2 separate regions of the Homo sapiens genome follow, and region 1 is linked to region 2. Evidence: read pairs that join two places in POLR2A ChIA-PET (ENCODE). Cell type or tissue: OCI-LY7. All regions are shown on one strand.

Region 1 (5,000 bases), 860 kb before region 2:
AATTCTTTAGGCACATAATTTTAGATATGAGTGCTATATAATATTATTCTAAAATAGTAACTATAGGCCAGGTGTGGTCACTCACGCCTATAATCCCAGCACTTTGGGAGGCCAAGGCAGGGGGATCACTTGAAATCAGGAGTTCGAGATCAGCTTGGCCAACATGGTGAAACCTCGTCTCCACTAAAAATACAAAAAATAGCCAGGTATCATGGCACATGCCTGTAATCCCAGCTACTTGGGAGTTTGAGGCAGGAGAATCACTTGAATCCAGGAGGTGGAGTTTGCAGTGAGCCGAGATAGCGCCACTGCACTCCAGCCTGGGCGACAGGGCAAAACTCTGTCTCTAAAAATAAAAATAAAACAGTAACTATATTATCGAATTATTTGGATTTGAAGTAAATGGAAGTTTTCTGTAAGTTTTCTTGATAATAACAATTTTTTAACCTTGAAAAATCAAGAAGTATAAAGGTCTTAGAATAATTTTTCTGTGAATATATTGATTTTCAGTGTTCTGAATTAGCTTTATTTGATTCAAATAGAAAATGTATTGTTTGCAATTTGGAAAAAAGTACATATCCACTGCATCTTTCTTTTTAAAAATTTATTAGCAAAAAAGGCTGTATCTATCTATCTATCTATCTATCTATCTATCTATCTATCTATCGGTCTGTCTCTCTGTCTATCTATACATCTGATTAAATAATGTACACTCAATGACAGTGTTTGAAGGGGCCAATGAATAATTTCCTATGTTAGGGAAAGGATACAAAAAGCACGAATCATAAAAAGGTTAATTTATCTATGCTACAATGAAGAATATCTGTTCATTAAAATATATTACTAGGCCAGGTGCAGTGGCTCACACCTGTAATCCCAGTGCTTTGGAAGGCTGAGGTGGGTGAATTGCTTGAGCCCAGGAGTTTGAAACCAGGCTAGGCAACATGGCAAAACCCTCTCTCTACAAAAAATACAAAAATTAGCCAATTGTGGTGGCACATGCCTGTGGTCCCAGCTACTCAGGAGGCTGAGGTGGAAGGATCTCTTAAGCATGAAGAGGTTGAGGCTGCAGTGATCCATGCTTGTACCACTCTACTCCAACCTTGGCAACAGAGTGAGACCCTGCCTTAAAAAAAAAAAAAAAAAAGATATCACTACAAGAGTGCAAAGGCAAGCCATGGAATATGAGAAGATACTTGCCACTTATAATCAACAAAGGGCTTGTATCTAGGATTTATTATTCCTAGATTACTAAGGAAAAGGAAGACATGCTGTGGTTAAAGCCCCAAGATTGGAAGGAGGGGACAAAAGGAAGGCTTCTGGTTTGCTGGCAATGTTTTATTTATTGACCCAGATGATGGTTACATATGTTTGCTTTGTGACAGTTCAACTGAACAGTTAAGTTTATGTTTATGCATTTTTGAACAAGTGTTTGATCTCAGTAAGCAATACCCCATTTCCTTTTTAATTATATGATAGTTTTACTGATATGTAATTCATCTATCATAAATTTGCTTCTTTAGTAGATTCACGAAGTTGTACAGGCATCACTACAACATAATTTCAGAACATTTTCATTATCTGAGAAAGAAGTCTCATGCCTATTTGCAGTCACTCCCCATTCTTCACTCCCCCTAGCCCTAGGCAACCACTCTTTCAGTTTTTATGGATTAGTCTATTCTGGCCATTTCATATAAATGGAATCATACAGTATGTAATTCCTTTCCAATTTTTGATTCAGTTGAGAAATAGACACCAGAATCAACAGATGAAAGTTACAACACCAGCTTTGTTGTTAGACTGGGGCTTGACTTTTGGGTAAATCAGTCTGTCTAACTCAGAGGGGGACTTGCTGCTGGATACTCTCTCAGTGCCAGTAGCAGGGACAAACAGAGAAGGAAGGCAGGCAGTGTGACTGACAACTCTCAAGTGCCCTTCCACTCCATGCAAATGGAACCCAGGTAACCCATAACAAGCATTCTTTTTAAAGAGTCATGGAGCTTTCAAGAAAATAAGAGAAATATTCTCCTAAGAACAAAATAGAGATAAGAAGGCATTTTGCTAGAATCTGAGGAGCAATAGTAAGCGAACACAATAGCCAGAGCTATCCTGGGGACAAATGTCCATATAAGCTGGGATCTGAGATCAGGTCTGGGTCTGCTGCAAGGTGAGTGAACTGAACTTAGTTCACCCAATCAACACATGAAAAGATGATTAAACTTATTAGTAGTCAGAGAAATGCAAATTAACATTGCACGGAAGTAGCTTTTTTTTTGCTTTTTTTTTTTTTTTTTTTTTTTTTTATGACGGAGTCTCACTCTGTCGCCCAGTCTGGAGTGCAGTGGCGTGATCCTGGCTCACTGCAACCTCCACCTCCCAGGTTCAAGAGATTCTCCTGCCTTAGCCTCCCAAGTATCTGGGATTACAGGCATGCACCACCATGCCCAGCTAATTTTGTATTTTTAGTAGAGACGAGGTTTCACCACGTTGGCTAGGCTAGTCTCAAACTCTGGACCTCAGGTGATCTGCCCGCCTTGGCCTCCGAAAGTGCTGGGATTACCGGCATGAGCCACCACGCCTGGCCTGAAATAGCATTTTTTATAAGCGTATGCCCTAGAGAAACTCTTGCATATTGTATAAGAGTCAGAGAGACAAAGAATTTGTTGCTATATTGTTTTTAAAAGCAAAAACTGGAAATAACACAAATGTTTGTTTTGGGTGGTTAGATAAAAATATTATGGTGTATTCCCACAATGGACTACCATATAGCAGTGAAAACAAATGAACTAGAGCTACATTCTTCAACATGGATGAATCTTAGAAATATAAATGTTGAATTTAACAAAGCAAACTACAGAATTATGATACCATTTCTGTATAAAGTTCAAAAAGACATACCATATATTGGTTAAATGTGGTAGGCCAGGCATGGTGCTCACACCTATAATCCCAGCATATTGGGAGACTGAAGCGGGCCAATTGCTTGAGCCCAGGAGTTCAAGACCAGCCTGGGCATCACAGCAAAACTCCATCTCTACAAAAGATACAAAAAATTAGTTTGGCATGGTGGCCTGTGCCTGTAGTCCCAGCTACCGCAGAGGCTGACATAGGAGGATCACCTGAGCCCAGGAGGTTGAGGATGCAGTGAGCTGAGATCACACCACTGCACTCCAGCCTGGGTAACAGACTGAGACAGACCCTGTCTCAAAAAATATATAAATAAATAAATAAAATATACTTTAATATATAGTATATACAGTAAAGTTATTGTTAAGAAGCAATCGATTGATAAACACAAAAATCAAGATAGGAGTTGCCTCTGAGTGGGGTGAAAGGGGATGGGACGAGAGAGGGAGCGCACGGGAATTGATAATGTTCTAGTTGTTGGATTCGGCAGTATGTTTTGTTTTTTTTCCATCTCCCCCCAACACACATAATGTAGTTTTATTCAGTTTTAAACAAACTGTAACTCTTTTGGGGCAGTAAGTTCATGAGTGTTCATTTTATTGTTAGGCTTTAGAACTCCCATCTGTATTATGTATGTATTATTATATATTACATAATACATTATATATAGAGAGAGAGAATGTTTCAAATATTACATGATATGATGAGAACAAGAAAGAGAGAGGGGTGGCTTTCCAGATCTACCTCTGGAAGGCAAGTCTGAGCCCTGGCCCAGGTGTCCTTAGGACAAGGAAACAGCAGGGCAGAACATACAGGCTCAGGGCAGGAAATCCCTCAAAAGATGGGAAGAAAGGGGCAGAAAGAAGCTTTTGCAGGTGATAGATATGTTCATTGTCTTGACTGTGGGGATAGTTTCATGAATGTGTACTTATGTCAGAAATCATGAAACTGGACTAAGCAAAATGGCTCCTTCCTGTGATCCCATCATTTTGGGAGGCTGAGGTGGGAGGATTGCTTGAGGCCAAGAGTTCAAGACCAGTTTGGGTAACAGACTGAGAACCCCATCTCTACAAATATTACAAATCAAAAAGTAAATTAAAAAAATTCATCAAGCTATACACTTTATGTTTAGTTTATTGCATACTTTAAACATGTATCATTTATTGTACAAATAAAGCTATTAAACACAAAAGCCAGGAAGAGGTTGAAGCCATACTCTTTTCCCAGCCTGCCCAGTCAGATAAGTCCGTCTTCCTTCCAGTCCCCAGATTCTCCCTACCCCACACACAGTCCCCTTCTCCCTTAGGAGGTACATTTTATTTCTTCCAGTCTAGTAATAGGACGTCCCCCCACCAAAAACATAAAACAAAAAGTTTTATGAATTACTTGCCGTACACTGTTGAGTGAATTCAGTTTTTGGTTTTTTTTTTTTTTGAGACAGGGTCTCGCTGTGTCACCCAGGCTGGAATGCAGTGGCACAGTCATGGCTCACTGCAGACTTGGCCTCTCTGGGCTCAAACAGTCCTCCCACCTCAGGCTCCTGAGTAGCTGGGATTACAGGTGTGCGCCACAACACCTGTTTAAAAAAAAAAAATTTTTTTTGTAGAGATGGGGTCTCCCTATGCTGCCCAAGCTGGTCTTGAACTCTTGGGATCAAGTTATCCTCCCTCCTCAGCCTCCAAAAGTGTTAAAATTACAGACGTGAGCCATTGCACCCGGCCAATGTGAATCCAGTTTTTAAAAGCCAGATTCTGTATTGCCTGAGAGTAAGTTATCTAGATTGGATTCTCTACAATTGAGAATTTGAAGATAAAATAAAGTGAAAGTTCCTTTAACTTAAGCATTGTTTTGCTCTTACAACATGTAAGGCTGAAACAAGTGCCCATGGGTTTGAAATGAAGCTGTCCTGACCTAGCGTTATTCTCAATGCTAGATGGTGTGTTGAGACCTGTCCCACAGAAGGAAGAGCAGCACCAGGACAAGAAGCTGCGCCTCGGAATCCACTAAGAAGGCCTGTCTACACTGCAGGGGAACCTCAAGAACTTTTCATTGCACTTCTAAAATTCAGCCTTGTTCATTCAGAAAATAAGGAT
Region 2 (5,000 bases):
AACACTATACCTTCTATGTGTTCATGTAAACTGCTCCTTTAAGCTTTTGAGATATAGAAGTGTATGTGTGTCTCTAAAAAATGGAAGAAGTGTTCCATTTAGTTCTTATTAATAAATGGATAAGGATTATGGGATTTTGGACTCAGATGGAATGTTGGAGAGATCATTTAGTTTAACACAGTGGATGAGTTTTTCTGGACTTCTAGGCTTAATAATCCCAAAATTATATTGCCATGACATAAATATAGTATTATACTTACCACAAGAATTTAAGTATAATATAATCATGTTAACAAAAACATCTCAGTGCATTTATTATTTTTGTCAAACAATATGTTAGTAAAATATTTTTCAAAGAATTGAACTCTGTTTTTTAAATTTAGTTCATTATTTAGACATAACCTAAAAGATGTTGACAATACATTCCTTTTTTTTTTTAGATTGAAGCGTTTTTTAAATTGTGGTAAAAAATTCCACAATATTAAATTTACTATCTTAACTTTTCTTTTTTTTTTTTAAATTGAAACAGGGTCTCACTCTGTTGCCCAGGCTAGAGTGTAGTGGTACGAACATGGCTCACTGCAGCCTTGACCTCCTGGGGTCAAGTGATCCTCCTTCCACCACAGCCTCCTGAGTAGCTGGGACTGCAGGCACATGCCCCCAGGCCTGGCGAATTTTTTAATTTTTTGTACAAATGGGGTCTCTCCATGTTGCCAAGGCTGATCTTGAACTCCTGGTCTCAAGCGATCCTCCTGCCTTGGCCTCCAAAACTGCTGGGATTACAGGCATGAGCCACTGTGCCTGCCCATTTTAACCATTTACAATGTATATTTCACTAGTGTTAAGTATATTCATATTGTTGTGCAGCAGATCTCTAGACCTTTTTCAATACGCAAAACAGAAACTATATCCACTAAACACCGATTCCCTCTCTCCTCCCTGCCAGCCCTTAGGAACTCCCTTTCTACTTTCTGTTTGTATGATTTTAACTACTTTATATACTTCATTTGAGTGGAATAATACAATATTTGTCCTTTGAGACTGGCTTGCTTTGCTTTGCGTAATATCTTTGTGGATTATATGGTAGTTCTATTTTTAATCTTTTTGAGGGAACTCCATACAGTTTTTCATAATGACTGCACCATTTTACATTCCCACCAACAGTGCACAAAGATTCCAATTTCTCCCCATCCTCACTAATACTTGTTATTTTCTGTTCTTTTGATAGTGACCATCTTAATGAGTGTGAAGTGATATCTTATTGTGGTTTTGATTTGCATTTCTCTTATGATTAGTGATGCTGAGTATCTTTTCCTGTGCTTGTTGGTCATTTGTGTATCTTTTTTGGAGAAATGTCTATTCAAGTCTTTTGTACATTTTTAAATCAGGTGTTTTTTTTGTTGTTGTTGTAAAAACACAAGTTTCTTAGATATTCTGGATATTAACCCCTTATCAGATATATGATTTGTGAATTCTCCCATTCCATAGGTTATCTTTTCATCTTTTGGTTGTTCCCTTTGAATGCACAGAAGTTATAAATAATTTACTAAGCTTTAAGTATTGAAATTTGAATCGAGGTTAAAAATTTTCTTGATTACTTCAAACATATTATTTCAATAAAACCACAAAAGGTATTGATTCAGTATGAATCACTGATTATGAACACACACACACACACACACACACACACACACAAGCAAACATAAACCTTTTATTCCTGAACAGTTATAAGAAAAGATTATACTACTTCAGTTGTTATCCTAGAGATTTTTCTTTCAACTATTTAAGAAGTTTGAGATTAGACTGTTTTAAACTTCTGATACCATTCTACAAAAATGTGATTAAAGAAAATGAAAGTAACTTTTACTGTGCAGCGTCAGAATAATGAACATGGTGTATTCTTTCTCTTTTAATCATTTCATTTAATGCTTCATTCACAAAGATTCTTAAAGAAGCAACCACAGTGAGGACGTGCTTTGGCAGGCAAGGAGAGGACTTGCACTCTGTCTCCCACTCCACTGTCTAACTTTGAACTATTAATGTAAATCCCAGAAACCTGAACTGTTACCATTTCCTTGCCCAATAGGGGTAACCAGACCTATTCTCACTAACTTGGTGAATGTCCGAAAAATACATAGGTCAGTCTGATATTTTTGGGACTTCCTAAATTTTCTTTGCTTTTGCAAGACACTCAGATCTATACAGCCTAATTTGTTTTTACGAACACTAGCAGAGTACTTCAGGTTGGAGTTTTTGCCTAAAGAATATAACAAATGGGGAGTAAGTTGGAGAAACCAGAGGGAGCCTGGTGCTTCTGGCACAGGTAACACAGTTAACTGAAGTCTTTTGGCTTCACTAACAATGGCCACCTGAAGCTTGGCCAACCCTCTGTATATGCCCTTTCTCTAATCAGAAAGGTCATATGCCACGGAAGATTTTTCTCAGTTTTTAAAAATCCCCTGGCTGGTTATCCTGATTCCTTAAAACAGTTTTTTGAAAGTAACAAAAGTAGAATGTTTGATGCATTTTATGAGTCCATGGTAAAGTTAGATACATGTGCATATGAACACGTGTTCTTAAGACTCCTGTGTAGTCAAGAGAGCTGAGTGTTCAGAACTCAAAGTTGGCCTAATAAAAGACACCAGACTATAGTACTTGCTTTGTTTGTTCCGTTTGACTGAACCAAATGTCTTCAAGTTTCGTTTTCAATTTTTATCGTAAAAACCGTGAAAAGCAAGGTGTTTGCTTACTGCTGGGATTTGATTCCATCTTAAAGACCTGGAGCAGAAGTTTATATGGATTTCAGAAAGCAGCTGTTTTATGTGCATACATAGTACAAGGTAGAAAAATGTAATGTAACCCAGTAAGATTAAATAACAGCATAACAAAAACTTAAAAAATTCAAAGTTGAATATGTAGTACACCTCTCACAGTGGAAGTCCTGGCTTTTAAGAAATTGCTGCAAGCATTTAACATGAGAAATCTGTGAATGTTCATTCCTAGCAGAAAAAAGATCGGATATGATTGTAGGTTTCTGTGTTGTTGCTCATATTGAGCCAGCTATTCATGTATTCAGATTCATGGGAGAATTTCTAGCATGAGTTCTGTCTGGTATATCACTCTGTGTTATGGTTTCTCTATCTACCTTTACAATGCACATCCTGTTGATTCTACTTATTATGGCAGAATAAGGAAATATATGTGCATTACGATAGTGCTATTGATATGCACTTGATACTCTGGCTAAGATAAACATAAATCAGGTAAAGCCAAGTGTATTTTAGCCTTTAAACTGGGATATGCATTCCCCACCTGCTCAGACTGAAAACTGTCTTGTAGGATTAAGAGGATGGGGAGGGTGCATGGAAAATTATTTTTTAAAGGAAGAGGAATAATATGTAGAGTTAGGAACATTATAGACTGTTAAAGGACCAATGTTTCAATGCAAATGACCTCCAAGTTATATAAAAGCCCTGTGTATGATATGTTTATTGTTATTAGTTTTTAGCCTTTGCAGTCTTCGGAGACTTTGCTGGCCTGGATTTCGAGTTTAGTAGAGTACATTCAGCTGCATTGTGCATTTCAGCTCTATGGAACCGTTGTGCTTCGTCCCTGTTTACCTCATCCTGTGGGCAAGCATCTGCTTTTGCGTCTTACTTCTTAGAACTGCAGCTGGATTTCTGGAATTCTGTGGCTGTGTGGTATTTTCTCCTGCATATTAATAAGATTAAATTGACCAAAAGGTTTCTTTTTTCCTTCAAAAATTTTCCTAATATTTTTAGAGTATGAAGATTATATAGCTTTATTGTAAAAATATTCAAGCAGTATTGAAAAATATAAAGATCAATAATAACAACAGTCCCAGAGATAACCACTAGTAGTATAACATATTGGTGATCATCCTTACAGATGACTCTCATAAAGATCAATACTAACAACAACAATCCTAGAGATAACCATGGGTAATATAACATATTGGTGGTCATCTTTACAGATGATTCTCAATGCATATATATTCACATATAAATATATATAAGTAAATATATACATACTCTTACAAAATGAAAAAATACAATACAAACTTTTGTAACCTTTTCCATACTAATCACTATAGATCTACATCATTATTTTAATGGATGCATTATATATATTGTATATAGAATACTATCTGGCACTCAGTAGGCCCTCAACCAATGGTTGAATGAATGAGCAATAATTTATTTAACCAATCTTCTATTAGTGGACATAATTTATTTTCTGTTTTTCACTATTATAAATCACATGGCAATTAATATGTTTTTGCATCTTCTTTGTTCACATGTACAATTATCTGTTTAAGGAAACCTTAAAAGTTGGGTCAAAAGGTGGAAACATTTAACAATTTGATAGTGATAAACTTGCTGAGTTGGCTGAGTTTATGCTCAAGTCATACAAATTTACATTATCATCAGCAATACACAAAGGTGTTTGTTTCCGCACATTCCCCTGCATGCCTACATTGCTGTCAGTCTTTTAGAGTTTGCCATCCTGATAGAAAAATTGCTGTACTGGTTTTCCTTGCATTATTTACATTACAAGCAAGGCTGAGCATCTCTTTGTATATTTATTGGCCATTAGGTATTTCTTTTATGCATTGTCTGTTCTTTGTCCAGTGGTTTTGTCTTGAAACACCAGAGACCTATTTTATCTTAATGAAGTCATTTACTTTTATAATTCTATCATATGCCCCCAAACAGGGAAAGATGCATCTTTTAGGTGGGTATACTGATAAGTGAACTTGTGTGGACCCGTAGTTCTCATTTGTCAGAGGTAGCAACGTAGGGAATTTGAATATTTTTACCTCTAGGTCGGTGTCTTTTTTTTTTTGTTTGGAGATGAAGTCTCACTCTGTCACCCAGGCAGGAGTGCAGTGGTACGATCTCAGCTCACTGCAACCTCCACCTCCCAGGTCCAAGCGATTCTCCTGCCTCAGCCTCCCGAGTAGCTGGGATAACAGGCAT

The links. ChIA-PET counts read pairs that join two places held together with the same protein. Peaks named below come from ENCODE experiments on the same cell type or tissue, not always from the same donor. Only the 100,000 strongest peaks of a DNase experiment are listed, where the experiment ranks them.
Region 1: POLR2A ChIA-PET joins it to region 2 with 5 read pairs; 2 of 35 experiments call an interaction of 5 or more read pairs at or near these places.

The regions. Positions count from the first base shown.
Region 1 is chr13:49,286,844-49,291,843 of GRCh38, forward strand. CDADC1 (cytidine and dCMP deaminase domain containing 1) reads left to right here. Exons shown (of 10, transcript NM_030911.4): 10 at 4,841-5,000. The coding sequence ends at 4,914. Among named protein-coding and RNA genes, the nearest start is that of CDADC1, 41 kb to the left of the region's middle. In OCI-LY7, no CTCF peak of the experiment used is centred here; no DNase peak of the experiment used is centred here.
Region 2 is chr13:50,150,479-50,155,478 of GRCh38, forward strand. The region is part of intron 2 of DLEU1 (deleted in lymphocytic leukemia 1); the gene reads left to right. Among named protein-coding and RNA genes, the nearest start is that of DLEU2, 27 kb to the left of the region's middle. RefSeq lists an enhancer at 2,540-2,589. In OCI-LY7, no CTCF peak of the experiment used is centred here; DNase peaks (open chromatin) are centred at 2,033 and 2,633; H3K4me3 peaks cover 2,776 bases; H3K27ac peaks cover 2,334 bases.